Regions from separate parts of the Homo sapiens genome. Here region 1 is linked to region 2. Evidence: chromatin loops called from intact Hi-C (ENCODE). Cell type or tissue: CD4-positive, alpha-beta T cell. All regions are shown on one strand. Links, peaks and the distances in the headings refer to the core of each region. The heading gives the core; the rest is flanking DNA. Region 1 has its middle 22 kb from the start of LINC02345. Region 2 overlaps SPRED1 (sprouty related EVH1 domain containing 1).

The links. Hi-C counts contacts between places; a loop is a spot of excess contacts. Peaks named below come from ENCODE experiments on the same cell type or tissue, not always from the same donor. Only the 100,000 strongest peaks of a DNase experiment are listed, where the experiment ranks them.
Region 1: it touches region 2 in a loop (5-fold over the local background); 48 of 110 quality-filtered maps call a loop at or near these places.

What each region holds. Positions count from the first base shown.
Region 1 is chr15:38,013,569-38,023,687 of GRCh38, reverse strand. It overlaps a transcript of TMCO5A not described here. Among named protein-coding and RNA genes, the nearest start is that of LINC02345, 22 kb to the left of the region's middle. In CD4-positive, alpha-beta T cell, for the core only: no CTCF peak of the experiment used is centred there; a DNase peak (open chromatin) is centred at 5,777.
Region 2 is chr15:38,341,947-38,352,065 of GRCh38, reverse strand. It overlaps SPRED1 (sprouty related EVH1 domain containing 1), which reads right to left. Exons shown (of 7, transcript NM_152594.3): 6 at 2,543-2,644; 7 at 1-1,052. The coding sequence ends at 402. Among named protein-coding and RNA genes, the nearest start is that of SPRED1, 94 kb to the right of the region's middle. In CD4-positive, alpha-beta T cell, for the core only: no CTCF peak of the experiment used is centred there; no DNase peak of the experiment used is centred there.

The DNA.
Region 1 (10,119 bases), core at 1,225-9,224, 330 kb after region 2:
TTCTCATATGTAGTAAATTAACACAAACTCTTTGCTACTCCTCGCATTGAGAGATGGGACCTAATTCCTCTCCACTTAAATCGGATTGGCCATAGTGGTCTGCTTGACCATTGAAAAGTGTCAGAAATGACTGAGGCTAGGTCATAAAATGCCTGCAACTTCATCCCAGTCCTCTTAGAATGTTTACCTTTAAAACATTCTTGGATCTCTGATCAGCATGTAAGAGGTCAAACTACTCTGAGGTTGCTATGCTAAAAAGATCATATAAGAAAACATATTGAGAGGTCTGAAGACTAACAAAGAGAGAGATGTCTGGCCAGCTCTACCTGTTAGAGCCCCCAGGGCTCATATGGAGCAGAGACTAGTCATCCCTGCTAAGATTGCAGATTCAGGAGTGAAATATTCTTGTATTTTAAGCTACTATGTTGTGAGGTGGTTTATCACTAACTGACAATATATATGTCTGCTTCTGGACTCTATTTTGTATCATGATCAATTTGTCTATTTTTGTTACTGTGCCACACTGCTTCGATTACTGTTGTAAAGCTTGAGATGTAAAAATTTTGTTTCCCAAATTTTTCTTATTCTTTTTGCACATTACATTTCCAGATGATCTTTAGACTCAAGTTTCAAAGAGCATCAACTAAAGCCACTGGGATTTTTATTGGGATTGCATGGAACTTATACAGTAATTTAAAATGAATTGGTTATTTTATACAATTGAGTGTTTTCAAGAGGAAATAGAATAATTATATTATTCAAATCTATTTGTATCTAATATAGTTTCATACTTTCTTTATATTGATTTTATATATTATTTGTTGTTTATTTCTAAAATATCATAGTTATTTTATTAAAGATTTTAAAAGGGCAGTTTTACATTTACAACAAAATTGAGAGGAAGGTATAGAGATTTCCCATATACCCCTGCCTCCACATATGCATAACCTCCCCCATTATCAACATCTCCCACCAAAGTGGTACATTTGTTACAATTGATGAACTACATTGACACATCATTATCACCCAAACCCCATAAAACTATGGATTTACATTAGGGTTCACTCTTGGTGTTGTACATTCTGTGGGTCTGGACAAATGTATAATGACATGTAGCCACCACTATAGTATCATATAGAGTATTTTCAGTGCCCTAAAAATCCTCTGTGCTCTGCCTAGTCCTCTCTTCTCCCCGTCAAACCCCTGGCAACTACTGAGATTTTTTTAACTTTTCCATAGTTTTATATTTTCCAGAATGTCATGTAGTTGGAATAATATCATATATAGCCTTTTCAAATTGGCTCCTTTCACTTAGTGATATACATTTAGGTTTCCTCCATGTCTTTTCTTGGCTTGCATTTCTTCTTTGCACTGAATAATATTCCACTGTCTGGATGTGCCAGAGTTTATCCATTTACCTACTGAAAGCCATCTTGGTTGCTTCCAAATTTTGGTAATTAAAAATAAATTCGTGTGCAGGTTTTTGTGTGGACATCGTTTTCAGCTCCTTTGGGTAAATACTAAGAAATACGACTGCTGAATGGTATGATAAGCGTATGATTAGTTTTGTAAGAAACTGGCCGGGTGTGATGGCTCACGCCTGTAATCCCAGCACTTTGGGAGGCCAACACGGGTAGATCATGAGGTCAGGAGATCGAGACCATCCTGGCCAACATGGTGAAACCCTATCTCTACTAAAAATACAAAAAAATTAGCTGGACTTGGTGGCGCTTGCCTGTAGTCCCAGCTACTCAGGAGGCTGAGGCAGGAGAATTGCTTGAACCCAGGAGGTGGAGGTTGCAGTGAGCTGAGATCGGGCCGCTGCACTCCAGCCTGGTGACAGGGTGAGACTCCATCTCAAAAAAAAAAAAAAAAGAAACTGTCGAACTACCTTCCAAAGATGTTATAGTTTTTTGCTACATTGAATTAAAAAAATTAAAAAGTTAATATTGTATATTTTAATTGAGTAATCTGTAATAAAACACGACTGATTTTTAAATTTTATCTTTTTAGATTTTTATATTGATAAGCATTTGGATATTTCAAGTGGTTCTTGTGGGGAACACTGCTATTGTCAATCAAAACCTAGTCTCCCTTTCCTTCTGGACAAATAGCTAAAACTTATTACTAAACACCCTGACTGTTAGCTCTGGCCATGTGACCAAGTCCAATAATAGATTATGAATACAAGCAATGGGGGTCACTTCTAAAAAAATCCCCCCACATGCACCCTTCTATGCATGTGATATTAAGTCCCCAGGGAATAGTGGAGCCACAAGGTGGAAATATGCTGAGTTTCTGAGTTACATCATGGAGAGCTGCACGCAGACCTGGAGCACTTTATCTAAATGAAAATAAGCTTCTTTTTAAGCAACTGGAAACTTAGTGCTCATTTGTTATAGTGGTTTAGCCTACCTTAATTAATGCTTTGGATTTTCTAGGAAGGATGATCATATCATCTGCAAACAGACATATTTTCCATTTATTATGATTTCTAAAACAAAGCTGAGTCAGGGATCTTAGTCTGTCCTTATTTTAATAGTAATGTCCCATTAAAAAGTGCTGTACTGGTAACTGCTTAGTTGCTTTGGGTTTCTGACAAGTAGGAAGTATCCATTGTTTTTTGTTTACTAATACATTTTTAAATACCCGGAATGCAAATTTGTCCAACACATTTTTGTTATCCACCTAAATAACCATGCATTTTGTATTTTTTAATCTAGTAAACAACATGAATACATTAACAGATTTCCTATTGCTGATCCATCCACAGTTTCCTGAAACCAACCTTACTAAATTAAACCAACAAAGTTTACCTAAAATTTTATTTCTCTTAAACCAAAAAGCAATACTATGATTATTTTTGTTTCTTCAGAATTTACTAGTTAACTTATTTTTATTTATTTATTTTTATTTAAAATTTCCCCCAGCTTTATTGAGGTATAATTGACAAATAAAATTATATATATTTAAGATGTTTAATGTGATGCTTTGATACACATATAAATTGTGCAATGATTACCATAATTAAGCTAATTAGCATATTCATCACCAAATTATTTTGAATTTGCTTGGCTTATTACGTATCCATTGCTATCTTTTGCAAGTCCAGGTGTCTGTAGTGGTCTCAATCACTGCCCTTTTTCCCACCTTACCTCTTATCTCCCCTTGGGTGGTACCAAGTGCTTCTGAGTTGCAGATAACTTCAGCCGGCTTGCTTCTTTTCAGGACTGGCTTCTATGTGCAGTTACATTGTACCTTTCTCTTCTTTCCCAAGTCAGTAACCATACTTCCATATATTTTCTTCCAAGGGTTCATTGAATTTTTCTCTATGAAGTTATTTCTTTCCTCCCCTCACCCTATTCTTTTACCTCACAGTTTTTCCCTTTTAAAATACATCCTGTGTTTTGATTGAAATTTAGAAAGACGAGAACAATTTATTATTTAAAACTGAAGCTCTCAAGACCAGACTGGGCAACACAGGGAGACTCCATCTCTACAGAAAATACAAAAAAAATGAAAAAAATATATTAGCCAAGTATGGTGGTGCATCTGTAGTCCTACCTACTCCAGAGGCTGAGGTGGGAGGATCACTTGATCCCAGGAGTTTGAGGCTGCAGTGAGTTATGATTGTGTCACTGCACTCCAGACTGGGTGACAGAGCAAGGTCCTGTCTCTAAAAAAAAATTTTTTTAATTACATTTAATTTATCAAAAAAAAAAACCTCTGATGCTGTACATGTCATTATACATTTGTCCAAGTCCATAGAACCACAGCTGGGCATGGTGGCTCAAACCTGTAATGCTAGTGCTTTGGGAGACAGAGGCTAGAGGATTGCTTGAAGCCAGGGATACAGGACCAGTTTAGGTAACAAGGCAAGACCCCGTCTCTATGAAATTAAAAAAAAAAAAAAATTAGCCAGACATAGTGGCACTGCCTGTAGTCCCAGCTACTCAGGAGGGTGAGGTGAGAGGACCACTTGAGTCCAGGAATTTGAGGCTGCAGTGAGCTATGATTTTACCACTGCACTCCAGCCTGAGTGACAGAGTGAGACCCTGTGTCTTAAGAAAATAGTGAACTCTAGTATAATGTACCACTCTAGTGGGGGATGCTGACAGTGGGGGAGGTTGTGAATGTGAACGGGTAGGAGGAATATGTGACTTCTCTGTACTTTCAACTCAATTTTGTTACAAACCTAAACCTGTTCTAAAATGTAAAGTCTATTTACAAAAAAAAGGAAAATTGAAACTTCTGATAAACTGACCTATATTTTCCTTAGAAGAATTAACCAGAATTTGTATTATCCCATCCATGCAAAATAAATATTCTAGTTAGCTTTTACTTCCCTTTTCCTTGTTACTTGAGATTGAAATTACTAAGAATTTTAGTTCCAGATTGCTTCAGTTTTAGAAATATTATTAACTTCTATTTTAGTCATCTTTTTCCTAACAGTGCCATTAAGTTTCACAACATTATCTGCAATCATTTTGACTCAAGGATTTTACTGATTTCTTTGCCCACTACTATTTTATTGGTTTAGTTTCACATCTTCCTCTTTCTTGAATTCTTCACTATGATTTATTTTTCATTTTACAGAAGTCATTCTGGGGGCTCTTTTATTTCTCTCTCAGAATATATGGGTGGTATACTATCTGAGTCATTGCATATCTGAAAATATTCTTTACCTCCATACTTAGTGATAATTTTGATTGCATATTGAATTTAAGGTTTAAACTACTTTTCCACATAACTTCATAAACAGAGCTCCATTGTCTTTTAACATCTAGTGTTGTATGTAAGAAGTTCCATGCCCATCTAATTTTCATTTCTTATGCATAAATTGTTGTGTTTCTCTGGAAAATTAAAATATTTTAATTTTAATCCTGGATTTTGAAATCTGTATGTAAAAAAAAAAATAACATTACTGCTCTTCACTTACTGAACCCTTTTAATCTGAAGATAGAAAACTTTAGATCAGGGAAATTTTCTTTATTATTTCTTTGATTATTGCTTTCATTCATTTTCTCTATTTTTTTCGTTCTTCATCTCCTGTTACTATATGTGGAATTTTTTAGACCTATCTTCCATATCATTTATCTTTAATCATTTACATCTCTTTTTTTTGCCAGTTGGGTAGAATTCTATTACTTGTTTTTACAGGCCAACAATTTTTATTAATCTATTTTCATTCTACTATTTTGCCTCCCACTGAAATTTTACTTTTAAAGTCATGTTTTTAATTTCTAGAGTGCACTTGTTCTCCAATGGCTTTCTTTTTTGAAACCAGATTTCTTCATTTTACTAATTAATGGCCACTTAACTCTCTCTGAGGACAATAATTTTAAAAATTTCTTAAAGTTGTCTCCTATTTCTTGCTTTAACGCTCTTTACTTAGAGTTAAGTCTTCAGCTTAGTTATGTTGGTGCCCTTCTCTTAGCCTGTTGACTTTCTTCTTTGTTGTCTATTACTGTTTACCAGTAAAGGCTTGCCTTGATTAACGATGGTATCAAGTGTGGGTTTCTTCAGAATTTGTGAATGTCACTGATACACAGCCCTAAGCAGGTGTATTAGTCCATTTTCGCACTGCTATAAAAAACTACCTGAGACTGGGTGACTTATGAAGAAAAGAGGTTTGACTTATAGTTCTGCATGGCTGGGGAGGCCTCATGAAACTTACAGTTGTGGCAAAAGGCAAAGGGGAAGCAAGGCACATCTTCCCATGGCAGAGCAAGAGAGAGAGAGAGTGAAGGGGGAAGTGCCACACGCTTTCAAACAACCAGATCTCATGAGAGCTCGCTCACGATCACAAGAACAGCAAGGGGGAAGTCCACTCTCATGATTCAATCACCTCTCGCCAGGCCCTGCCCCCAACATACAGGGACTACAATTGGAGATAAGACTTGGGTGGGGACACAGAGACAAATCATATCTGCAGGCCTCCTTGCTTTTCAGATGACTGCCTGCGGTGCCCTCTGAGTACCCTTACTCAGATGCAGTGAGTAGGTGGGCACTTCTAAAAGCTGTGTTTTCTTCTAGGATGTTTTAATGGTAAGCAGACTGACAGAATAGGAGCCCCTCAACTGAGGAAGCAGGAACTTCTTATGATGAAGACAATGCTTTAAAAGCCTTTCCTGTACCACTGAGTGCTTTTTTCCTTTTCCTTTTCTTCCATTATACCGATCTAAATTTGAACAAGGCACAGCCATTTCTCTGGCTCCTCTCCGGCAGGCAGGTTACCATTTTTGTTAGGGAGTTGCTTTGCACAGAGCAGGATTCTGGCCCAGCTCCTGCCATATTTCTAAGACCCCACGCACTCCCATGCTTCCATGACCCACTCCTGCTTCTCGGAGATTTAAACTTTTCTGAACTCCGTTAGGAAACCAAACTATGCACTCCTCCATCACCCCTCCTTCTTTACTAGTATTAGGAGGCAGAAGTTTTGGCAATTAACTTATAAATTAATTTGATTCTATATGCTTTTATAATATCCAGAAATTCCTTAAGTTTCTGGTCATTTGCAGAAGGTTTCATTGCTTTCACAGGTGCTGTATATTTATTAGTATTTTTTTATGTCAGTGAAATTTTAGTGGAAGCAATGCAAAGAAAAAAACTTGAACTCAGTCCACTATCTTCAGTGGAAGACCCCTGGCCATATAAATACAGCCGTATCCTCTCTCTCTCTGTCTCTCATTCTGTGTCTCTCTTTCTTGCACTCTGTCTTTGTGATCCAGTGTTCATAATCTGTTCTTTAGAGGTTTAAATAGTTGGAAAAAAAAAAGCCTAGGTCAGGGTGTCTAACCCCTATGGTATGACAACAACAGCAACAACAAACTTTATTCTTTTCTCCTACTAGTAGTTATGGGTGTGAATAAACCCAGATAAACTTTTTGACAGTGTTAAGGCAAGCGGCAGAGGACACAGTGGTCAGAAAGGGAGGATTATAGGGTGATATTTCCAAAAATTTAAAGCAGGAGCATTCCATAATTTCCATTATAACTTAGGCCTTATTATATACCTTTCCTTTGTGCTTGGGGACTAGACTTTGCCCAGGCTGAAAGTATAACTGACCACTGCTCATTTCTGCGGCTCTGGAAGTTACCGTAGGTGCTTGATCCTGAGATGGCTCATGTATTCACTGGTGTTTGAGCAGAGATTGAACTCCTTTGCCATTTAGTCTTGCACCAAATCAGCACCCCTCAAATCATCCATCTTTTAGGACCACTGGATTATCTGTCTTAGGCTGGTTAATTTACTTTCAAGTTACCTTGGGAGTTCATGAGGAGTCCCCATTGCCCACAGAGCCTGATACAGTGGCTACACTGACAGGTTTTCGATTGCTCATAAGTGGCACAAATATTCTTGCTGGTCTTAATCTTCACTTTTCACTGTTATTGGCAATGGGCTAATATAAATTCCTTTTTCATTTCTTCATAATCCCATTAAAAAATAGACTTTATTTTTTAGAGCAGTTTTAGGTTCACAGCAACATTGAGCAGAAGGTGCAGAGATTTCCCATATAGCCCCTGCCTCCATACACACATAGCCTCCCCCATTATCAACACCCCCCACCATAGGGGTGCATTTGTTACAACTGATGAACCTACATTGACGTCCCAGTATCATCCGAAGTCCGTAGTTTACATTTGGGTTAACCCTTGGTGTTGTACATTCTGTGGGTTTGGATGGATATATAAAATGACACACATCTACTGTTACAGTATCATGCAGAATAATTTCACTGCCCTAAAAATCCTCTATGCTCTGCATATTCATCCCTTCCTTCCCCCAACCCTGGGCAGCCACTGATGCTTTTACTTTCTTCATAGTTTTGCTTTTTCTAGAATGTCATATAGTTGAAATCATATAGTAAAAAGCCTTTTCAGTTGGGCTTCTTTCACTTGGTAATATATGTTGAAGATTCCTCCATCTCTTTTTATGACTTGATAGCTCATTTATTTTTATCACTGAATAATAAATAGTCCATTGTCTGGATGTACCATAGTTTATTTATACATTTACCTACTGAACGCCATCTTGGTTGCTTCCAAGCTTTGACTGTTAAGAATAATGCTGTGACAAACATCTTTGTGAAAACACCTTTTGTGTGGACATAAGTGTTCAAATTTTTGGGTAAATACCAAAGAATATGATTTATAGATTTTATGATTAGGGTATGTTTAGTTTTGTAAGAAACTGCCAAAGCATATTCCAGAATGGCTGTACCATTCTGCATTCCCACCAGCAATGAATACAGTTCCTGTTGTTCCACATCTTTTAGCACTTGGTGTTGTCAGTGTTTTGAGTTTTGGCAATTTTAATGGTATTAATTTAATATCATTAAATGGTGGTTAGTGGGTATTCGTATCTTATTGTTTCCTAGTTGCATTTGACTTTCTGTCCTCTAATTGGAAAGTTCCTGTGATGGTTAATACTGTCAACTTGATTGGATTGAAGGATGCAAAGCATTGATCCTGGGTGTGTCTATGAGGGTGTTGCCAAAAGAGATTAACATTTGAGTCAGTGAGCTTCGGAAGGCAGATCCACCCTTAATCTGGTGGACACAATTGAATCAGCTGCCAGCAAATATAAAGCAGGCAGAAAAACATGAAAAGGAGAGATAGGCCTAGCCTCGCAGTCTACATCTTTCTCATACTGGATGCTTCCTGTCCTCTAACATCGGACTCCAAGTTCTTTAGTTTTGGGACTTGGACTGGCTCTCCTTGCTCCTCAGCTTGCAGATGGCCTATTGTGGGACCTTATGATTGTGTAAGTTAATACTTCATAAACTCATATATATATATATATATATATATATATATATATATATATATATAATCTTTCTCCTATTAGTTCTGTTCCTCTAAGAGAACCTTGACTAATACAGTGTCTTTTCCTTTAGGATCTTTAAGTGACTTAGAATTAATTATGCATTCAACTTTCTCTACTGCCATATACTGAGAGGCAGAAGGAGAGTACAGGGAACATAGAAAGAAAGGGAAACACATTAAACAATTTTAGTCTTGTGGGGTAGAACTTGCGGGGGTAGAACATGTGTGCACACACGCACTGAATGCCATTTTCACCTCTCTCTATCAATTCAGAAATCCCTCTAACTCTTGGAAGACAATTGAAGTAGCTACAGAGAGATTGGTATACCTAATGGTTTGCAGGAAGCTTATGTCATTAGTTCTAGCAAATTCATAAGCTAAAGTATTTCTATTTTATTTTTGAAGAAATTAGAAGGAGGGTTAAAGTTGAGGAAACAAAATTTTCTTGAAATTAAGAATGGGGAGCTGAAGGGAAATCAAGTGTTTGTAATCGATCGTATCTTGGTGTCTTGAAAGCCAGGGTCAGAGCAGGGAGGTTTTGAAATTCTTTTAAATGACAAAATGTACACGAAGCAAAACTAGGTAATATCCAAGAGACTTTAATTTTAGGAAGGAGTATATGATAGAAAGAATAATGGCCTCCCAAAGATATCTATGCCTTAGTATCCAGAACCTATGAATATATTACCTTACATGGCAAAAAAATATTTTGCAGGTATGATTAAATTAACTATCTTGAGGTGAGGGAATTATTCTAGATGATCCTCATGGACCCAATGTAATTGCAACAGTCCTTAGAGGGAGGCAAAATGAACAAAGTCAGATAATGTGAGGACAGAAGCAGGGGTCAGAGAGCAGAGAAGATGATACACTGCTAGCTTTGGAGATGAAAGAAGGAGTCATGAGCCAAGAAATGCAGTTCACCTTTAGAAGCTAAAAATAGAAACAGATTCTTCCCTAGAGCCTGCAGAAGGAATGCAGCCCAGCAGACCCATTTTTGATTTCTGACCTCCAGAGCTGTAGGAAAATAAATTTGTATATAGTTTTAAGTCACTAAATTTATGATAATTTGCTATAGTAACAGTATAAATTGAATCCAGATTATCTTAGTGATTGGTATCAGGAAAAATAAAATAGAAAAAATTATTTGCTATTTTAAATTATCACATGTTGAAGTAATAGAGTGGCTCATTGGGTCTATCAAACTCAAAATGTTCCATAGACTGGATTAAGAAAAGTGAAGCAATACTAAGGTGACATGCAGGGAATCATCTGTTTAAGAAGTCCCTAG
Region 2 (10,119 bases), core at 1,091-9,090:
GATTGAAATCAACTGTCCCCTAGTGCACTTTTATTTTTAGTTCGTGTCCTAATAAATTCAAACCTTTAAAAGTCCCATCACCTAATGCATAAATATACAAAAATGCCAAAAATTAATCCCTTTTAGTTGGATCATATTTTATGCTGACTTTTTATAGCCAAATAACCAGAAATGGTTTCCTTCTGCAAATACTCTACAACCTGTAACAAAACATGCCATGCACTCAAGGGAAAAGTTAGGCATGGCGTGAAACGCCAAGAACTGATGAGTTCTGCTTCCTCCATGTGTGGGCTCAATGATACCAGGCAAGATTCCATATTGCTTGCCAAAAGCTTCCACAAATCCAAGTTAGCTAATTCCTGGAAACAAAGATTTTAAGCTCATTTTGGCACTGGACCATTTCATCCAGCAGCTTTATGTTTCCCACCACAGCAACCACATGCCTCACCACAGCGATGGCACATTCTCAAAGGGACGTAGCAGCACATACATGGTACAATGAAAGACAAAGCTACCAGGGCTAACCATCGCAAGCAGAACTTGTCGTCGCTAGTGTCACACGAACAGGGATCAGAAAAATCTCCCTCTGAGTCTGACATACAATGATACAACATGCTCTCTGCACAGAGCATGCAACTAACTTGATATATGCATCTTTTAATAGGGTCTGGAGCATCCTGACATTTTCCCCTAACATTTTCTTCATGATTAAACCTTTCCTGGCAGTATACGCAGCGAGAACGTTCACCATCCTCTTTTCTTCGTTTTGACTTCTTAATTTTTAATGAGGAAGGCTGCGTCTTAAATACCACAGAGTCTTTGGGTGAACTTAACTTAGTCTCATCCCCACAAGAGTACAGATAGTCTGATTTTTTACTGTCTGGTTTAGAAAACTGAATACTGGAATCAGCATCATCTCTTTCCAAGTCATTTTTCCACATGTCAGGATGTCTGTAGTCTGCATAGCGACGTATTAAGATATCTCGAGGGTTTATTCTGACAATCTCATCCTCATCTTGAAAGCTGACATGTCTGATTGATTTCAAAGGGACCTAAAAAAGAAACAGATAAAAACTGCAATGAGGGCTATGATGGTTAATTTTACGTGTCACCTTGGTGGGGCCAGTGTCCAGATATTTGTTGAAATATTATTCTGGACATTTCTATGATATGTTTTTGGGATGAGATCAACATTTCAGTTGGTGGACTATGAGGAAAGCACAGTACCTTCTGTGGTATAGGCGGACCTCATAAAATCAGTTGAAGGCTTTACTAGAACTAAGACTGAGCTCCCCCTGAGCAAGAAGAAATTCTGCCAGCAGGGTGCCTTTGGACTCAGACTACAACTATTTCTTGGGTCTCCAGACAGCCTACCCTGTTTTGGATCTGTACCTCTACTATTGCATGAGCCACTTACCCACACTTGATTGAAAGACGTTATTTAGATGAGATTTGGGACTTAAGAGTTGATGCTGGAATGGGTTATGTCTTTGGGGCTGTTAGGATAAGGATGAATGTATTTTGCAAGTGAGAAGGGCATGATTTTGGGAACAAAGGACAAAATGTTATGGTCTGACTTATGTCCTCTTCAAATTCATATGCTGAAGCCCTAACCTCCAGTAATGCGACTGTATTTGGATATAGAGCCTTTTAAGAGGTGACTAAGTTAAAATGTGGCCCTTAAGAGAGACTTTAATCCAATCTGACTGTTTTCTTTATGAGGAAATTTGGACACACAGAGAAAGACACCAGGGATGTACGGGCAGAGGAAAGAGCATGTGAGGGCAAAGTGAGGAAAGACCATGTGAGGGCAGCTACCTGCAAGCCAAGAAGAAAGGCCTCAGAAGAAACCAAACCTACCAACAACCTTGATCTTGAACTTCTAAGAATTGTGAGAAAATAAATTTCTGTTGTTGAAGCTACCCAGTCTGTAATATTTTGTTGTGGGAGTCCTAGCAAATTAATACAAAGACACACATGTGTGTAGCTTGGGTACACAAAAAGTCTCTGAACAATGACGTAAAATACCCCTACTTCCACAACCCTTCTGGGAAGGTTGGTTCTTTGAGGCCAAAGAACAAAATTAAGTCTTTTGACCCCTTACATCATCCATAAATGCAGGCTTCTAAGTAGACAAATTTGTATCTTTAGCTCCAGTCCCTGGACACAGTGACTAGTCTACTACAAGTAAGCATCTGACTCAGTTTGGGGCAAACTTCTATTTCCTAGATACATGGAATTAGGGCTAAGAAAATTCTAGGTCTGAGCTAAAGGTGGGGTGACAGATACAGTTTATTTAATTAACAATATATAATTCCTTTTGGTCCTATCTAATAAATGCAGCTCTGGCAATCTTTTAGACTCAAATGAGAAGTTTGCAGAGTTTTTAACTAACAGCGTTTAAGCACATAGGCAGCAAATTTATACAATGAAAAATTTTCTAGTACAATTCAACTATATGGAGAATTAGAAAGACTGGAAAACTTTACCTATCTATTAATTAGTTAAATTCCATATCACAAGATAAACTAACATTACTTACCCTATTTTGGGACTTTAGGCTTCCACATTCCTTGGATATTTGCCGCTGTACGTATTCCATACTTCTGCTCTGAATGTCCAAGCCTGGCTGACCAAATGTTATCTAAAATACAAACAATTTCTACTTAAATGACACAAGAATTTTACTTTTAATGAAACTGTACAGTGTATGTTCCAAAACCTCATAATTTATTAGCAGTAAAGTTTTTCAAAAACGGTTTTGAGAATAAAAATAGAATCATTTCCCCCCACCTAAAACACAAACAAAAACCATAGGTCTTTTCTTACATATTTAAACTTTAACAAGTAATGAATACATAGTCAAAAAAGTACAAACAACCCAAATATTCATCAACTAATGAACGGATAAACAAAATGTAGTAAATCCATAGAGTGGAATATTATTCAACCACAAAGAGAAATAAAGTAGTTACACATGTCACAATAATGGTTGCCAGGGGCTGGGAATAGGGAAGGAGGGGCAATGACTGATAATCAGTGTGGGTTTTTTGGGAAGTGATATGGAATTTGATACTGCTGATGGCTGCACAATCTTGTGAATATAATAAAAACCACCAAATTACATACTTTTTTAAAGGATGATTTTGTGGTAGGTGAATTATATAGCAATAAAAAAATAGGAATCTTTAGTGTCCTGATACATTTACAAGTGTTTCGAATTGCAAAGCCCATTTCAGACCTAAATTATAGCTAGAATATATCAATGTTTAATTTTTAAAATTTTATGGTGAAAAATTCTAATATACATAAAAGGAGAGAATAATGTTATGAATCACCATGGGTCTATTATCTAGCTTCACTTATCATCAACATTTTGGCAATCTTGTTTACTTCTTATTTTTCCAGATAATTTTGAGCCAACTCCTACTGTTACATACTTAATAAACACTATAACCCTGAAAATAAATAGTAATACATGCAGATAGCAAAATTTTCAAATAGTATAAAAGCACATGAAGTAAAACTCTTCCTTCCATCTTAGACCTTTCAGACCCAGTTTTAAAAGTTAACTATCATAAAAAAAATTTTTTAGTGCATTCCTCCAAAAATTTTTACACACACAGACACACACACACACACACACACAGATCTTTAAAATAGGACCCTTTGTACTGTGCCCTTGGTCTCTGCATTTAATGATACAATATGGAGGCCATTCTATGTTTATAAGTAGAATCTGTAAGAATTTAGAAATTAACAAGAGGAAATAACTATGGATTAAATGGTCTGGGAAGGCATGAAAGGAAATGCGACTTGAAGTAAACACAGAATAAGCTAGATATTTGGTCAAGTGAAAAAAAGAAAAACAGAAGAACATTACACAAAAGGAAGCAGAGAGAACAATTTTTTTTCCTGATAGAACACAATGACCTCAACTAGTATATTAAATATACATTTCTAAGAACTATTCTAAAGAGTAAAAATGTCAATTTTCTCACCACTGTCTCAGAAAAAAGTCACACACACCACTTAAACACATACACACTTTGAAAACTACCTGAGTCAACAGGGTCTATGAATATTAGTTCTCTCACACAATCTCTAAGTGAAAAGACAAATAAATGGACAATATTGACCTTTTCACACTTACTAAAAACAGATGTGATAAGATACACCCCAATTAATTTCTGCTTTTTAATACCCTCAAAATTTGGTACTTTTGCTATAATCTTCAGGAAAATTTATCAGCTGAAAAAGTCATAAGAGATGCTTCTTCAAAGCTGGTCACAATTAAAATTTTAAAAGGATTCCATTTATAATAGAACAACAAAAATGGTACAAAGAAATAATCCTATAAAATATGTATTATCTTTTCACAAAGAAAATACAAAGTTTTATGTAAAGATACAGAAGAAGAGCTAAACAGAGGTATATATCATATTCACGAATAAGATGATAAATTATCCCCTAAACTAACACACACATTCAGCGCAATTCAAATATAAACCACAAAAGGATTCTTCATCAGATTTGACAAGCTGATTCTAAATATTTTAAAAGGGCAAACAGCCAAATTGAAAAAAAAAAAAAAAAAAAAAAAAGATCCAAGCGGGAAAACAAAGTTAGGCACTTTCTCTACAAATATTAAGTTATTATAGAGCTACAGCATTTCTACAGTAAAGATGACAATGTGACACTAATTTAGATTAGAGACATCAGAAACAGACTCAAACATATATAGAGAATTGATGTGTCAGATATGGTACTGCATATCAGTGCGGGGAAAGGCTCCAATAAACAGTGCGGGGACAATTAGTAACCTATGTGGAAAAAATAAAATTTGGTCCCTACCATAGAAGAGAAATCAAATTAAAGTGGATTAAAGACAAAACTTTAAAACTTTTAGATTAGGAAGAAAATCTTTAAGATGAGGATAGGGAAGAGTCTGTAAAAATAATGAGAAATGATAAATTCAACTGCATTAAAATTTATAATGTCTGCTCACCAAAACACCACAAAGAGTGAAAAATAATCACCAACTAGGAGATACTAGCCACAAATAAAACTCAGAAAGATCTGAATCCAGAATATACAGGGAAGTAACACAGAACATTTGATTACCTAGTAACAAGGCCATATGAAAGCATGCAGTTAAAATCCATTTGTAAAGGAACAATCACAGTTATTTCCGAAGTCTTTCAAATACTCAATACATATCCCCTGTAGGTGGTACACATCAATCCTAAAGTCCAATTTGTCCCAGAACCTTCTGTAGCACATCAATGTAAAAAGTCCACTCCTGAACACTCCAAAGAAACTCATGCACATGAATAGCTGCGGACAAGAAAGTTTGTACTAGCAGTATGCCTGTAACAATAAAAACCTGAAAACAACTGAAATATCCAATTGGGAGAATAAAAAGAAACAAGTTTTAGAACTATCAAGGAAAGCATGAGAATGTTAGACAAATACAATTCCAGGTAATAGTTACCTCTAGGATGAAGGCAAAGGTATAGATTGGGGGTGTTCCTTTTTTAAGTTGTTTCGTGGTTTCTCAAGTATTCAGTGAATACATTCTTTTTTATGTATTAAACATGTCATAAATCTTTGAAATATGCTGTCATATTTGTCTACAGGGAAATGAACCCGTGAAAGTAAGAGAAACTGAGTTAAAGAACTATAATGGCTTCCAGGCCTATAAGACTTTGAAACAATGTATCTATCCATCCAGAGGATTTTTTTTTTTTTTGAGACAAGGTCTCACTCTATCACCCAGGTTGGGTGCAATGGCGTACGTGGCTCACTGTGGCCTGGACCTCCCTGGCTCAAGCAATTCTCAGGCTTTAGACTCCTGAGTAGCTGAGACTACAGGCGCGTACCACCATGATATATGAGATGGAATCTTGCTATGTTGCCCAGGTGGTCTCAAATGCCTAGTCTCAAGTGATCCTTCTACCTCGACCTCCCATAGTGCTGGGACTGCAAGTGTGAGCAACCATGCCTGACCTCAAAAGATTTACTAGCTCTTCAAAGCATTAAAAAACGAGTCAAAGACAAATACTGGCAATGCCTATTTAAGCATTACTAAGGGAACATAAACTAGCGTAGTTGACAATTCCTTATGGGTCCCATCTCTGCAGATCTAGTGAACATATGCACTATCGGCCTTTTGTTTTAGACTATCTTTTCAAGGACGTCTGTACAGTGAAACCCTTGAAAGACACAGTGTTTCCCCTTTGGAGACAGGCTTGTTTAGTGTCCAGTATAACAAAGACAGTATCTCCTTCCTCAGCAAGTAAGGCAGGCTACTGAAGTGCACTAAAAGTCATTACAAAAGACTTGACTTCCCTAAGTTCAGGGTTCCAATGCTGGGATGCAAACCCACCGAGTGGACAACATATTCCTGAGCATCATTCCCATGGGATTTGGAGGAGCAAGGGAAACCAACACAAACATGAAGCTCATGCTACTATTGTACTGTGAATAATAATAAAGTCCTTTGTCTGACCCAGCAGCCATGTCTTCAGCAGGATTCACAAAACTAGTACGTTAACTTGCTAGCTTAATCTTTATAGTTCATCAAGGCAGTTGTCTAGTCCTTTTGGCAAGGTTGTTCCTCTGTTGTAGAAAAGGATCCATCAACTTACCCCAGTTGAATGCAATTAAACATTCAAAAGACATAGTTATTTTGTCGAGCATTTACACTCACCAAGTTAGCTTTTAGTGATGATCTCATAAAGACCTATTTTAGGTAGAGAATGTGTTAATCAGGCTACTGCAAGTAACTACAGTCCTCATGATGGTTGAAATAAAATTTTATGTTCTGATTTTCACATATCATTTTCTTAAACTCAATTATTTGAATCTCTGAAGACGACTTTAGTCCTAGTATCCTAAGAAAATAAGGTGTCTGGTCTGCAAGCTGAGGGCCAGATTCTCTACCATGGAAAAACTCATCCTGTGAGGCCTTCTTGGTCACATACAAATGGAAAACTGCTACACTATCCTAACAGCAGTGTGCTGAATGGAACTGTGTTTTATTCCTATTAAGAAACTTCTACAATATTTCTTTACTGTATGTATAGCTACAGTCTACTGCAGCTTTAAAAGAGTAAACCATTCCATTCTAATTCCTGTTAAATTGAGAAGTTCACCAATTATAACACCAGCAAATGTATAAACATCTAGTTATGCAATTCATATAATATAACCCTTGTTTCTCTAAGTCACATCAATCTTGGAGATAAGAAATTATCAATTACAAGGAATTACTTACGAGTATTATTGTTCTATTTAACATTTTTCCTAAGTGCTTTATATACAACATTAATTATTTAATATTCATAACAACTCTAGGAGGTAGATACCGATATTATTCCAATTTACAGATGAGGATACTAAGCTACAAAGAACCTAAGTAGCTTGCCCAAGGCCACACAGCTAGTAAGTAAAGAAGTTGGAATTCAGACCCAAACAGAATAGCTCTAGAGGCCATGTCATAATCCCAAAGCTAAGAGCTGTCTGCCAAATGTTGTTCACTTCTCTCTCTTGCAGTTATTCAGCACTTTTTGTACTTTCTACCTGATGACTACATTCTTCAACCACCCCATCATAACCGCCATCACTATTTTGGGAGAAGAGTTCAGTTCTTTTTCCCCATCAATCAAAAGAAGACCTTTAAATTTACAGTTCTTTCAGCCAAAGAAGGTAGGCCAAATAAATTCCCAGGGCCTGCGATGAGGAATACTGGTATATCATAACATCCCTGTGTTACATTCACCGTGTTTTCTTTCCCTGCTCAACTGTATGAATCAGTGACTTAGTTCAGGATATGCATACTTCCACTCTCTCCTATGTTGAGATGAGTTCTTCTGCCCGCCACTCAATATGTGGGAAAACATTTTGTACTTAAAACTGTTAAACTGAGTATCTCCAGATTCAAATGTCTCACAGGATGCCTGGAAGTTTATAAGCAAGTATGACTCCTGGTGGGTTCCTTTTAATATCTCAAAATCTCTAGCGAAAATATGCAGATTGCTTTTAGCCTTTATTGTTGCAATTATTTTGCTCAAAGTAAAACTGGCTTTCAATTTTTTCCTTCTTGTACCAATATCTTAATTTTTCTTTAATTTTTTATAAAATTTCATAATAAATTTGGATAACATACATAAACTACAGATAATTTTTAATCACTAAAATTAGGTAGTTTGCCAGTTTGTTGAGAGGATTAAAATGAGTTATATAAGTAAAGCACTTAAAACAGTATCTAGCACATAATAGGTACCAGCTATGATAAACATTAATAATAATGATTAGTGAAAAATAAAGCTATAGGGAGCCTGGGAGACTTACCTGGAGCCTTGTACAATCTGTGTCTACCTTGAGTAATTCAAACTGTATTTGCTATGGTATGAGAGTTGCTGGAAGAAAAGCTCCCAGATGATCTAGAAGTTTTTTTGTTCTCTCTCTACTCACTTTTAAGACTTTAGGACAAGAATAGTAGGGCCCACAATGCCGAATTAATCAAGTTTCAATTTCGTTAACTTTCTGTCTCAATAGCAAATCTGTAACTCTACCTAAACTTCACTTCCACCTTGGAAAATGAAGTAATTTTATCTTTTCTCATGCAATTCTCCTGTCTTTACAGTCTCCGTTGTGCCTTTCTCTATCAATTTTTTTCTCTGTCCTGAATCTTTTAATTTCTCCACTTTCTTCATCTTATGACCATATTCATTTCTTGACCCTGCACCCCTCTAACTCCATCTATTTGTTAAGGAAGGCTTTTGTAGTCAAGCTTCTAGAGAAGTGGCTAGCAAACATCATCTTTGTTTCCTCTCCAGTCATGCACACCTCTTAATCCCACTGAAACTGTGGTACGGTTATCAATTACCTTTATAGAGATGAATTTGAATTTTATTGGGGCATTTATGTCGTAAAATATTAACTACTCCATCATTTCCTTTCCTTACTCCATCACTGTCCTCCCTGGGCTTCTGAGACATCCTTTTCTGGGTTCTCCTAATGTGACCGCTCTTTCTTAACTCACTGTCTCAATATGTAGTGATTCCCTACCGCTAATAGTTTTAAAATAGAACATATATAGTCTTCCAAAATAATTCTAACTGTCCTCATAGTTTCAATTTTCATTCTCTGATAATGATTTCCAAAATTTATCTCCAGTCTTTAACTCTCCCTGAGCTTCAAACAATATTTAAAGAGCTACTGGTTGAAAATTTCTAAATCTGTTCAAAGACATCAAGTCACAGATTCCAGAAGCTTTATACAACCAAAACAAAATACATAACCTAATACATAGGTATAGCATAATAAAACATCTGAAAACAATAAAGATATTATTTCTTAATAGGAAGGGTAGAAACTTCTTCTCAATGGTATTACATCTTTTAAATTGATGAAAGAAAATAAATTATAACAGAATTCAATGAAAAGCAAAACATCCTTCAAAAATGAAGGAAATAAAAGATTTTTTTCAGATAAATGAAAACTGAGGTTCAGCAAGCACCAATAAACAGCAAATGATCCTAGATGGAAGTATAATACATAAGGTATTGAAGAATGTCAAAAGTCATAAAAAGGTGAATAAACCTAAATGAATGCTAACTGTTTAAAATAGTATTTTTGCAAGGTTTTAAATTTTATAAAGTTTGTAATGACAGTTACATAAAAGGTAAAAGGGAGGTAAACTGAGTTAAGATACTGTAGATATGTGCATTACCCTGAAAATGTAAAACATTAATACAGGATAGATTTTAAGGATGCAAGATACATTTGTAATCTCTAGGATAACCACTAAAAATACTTAACAGCTGTATTACTAATTAGCTAATAAAGGGATAAGAATCAAGTAGTTAAATATATTTGAATAAGCAAAGTGAAGGAAAAAAAACACAGCAAATGGGGCAAATAAAAAATGAATAAAATGGTAGATTTATATCAATAATTGTGCTAAAAGTAAATGAACAAAATACTCCAATTAAAAGACAAAGACACCCTGGGGGAAAAAAAAAAAAAAACCCAAACCCAACTATATATGGTTTAAAAGAGAGGTCTGAAATGTTGGAAGGAAAAAAGAAAAAAACCTATTGTGAAAGCGCT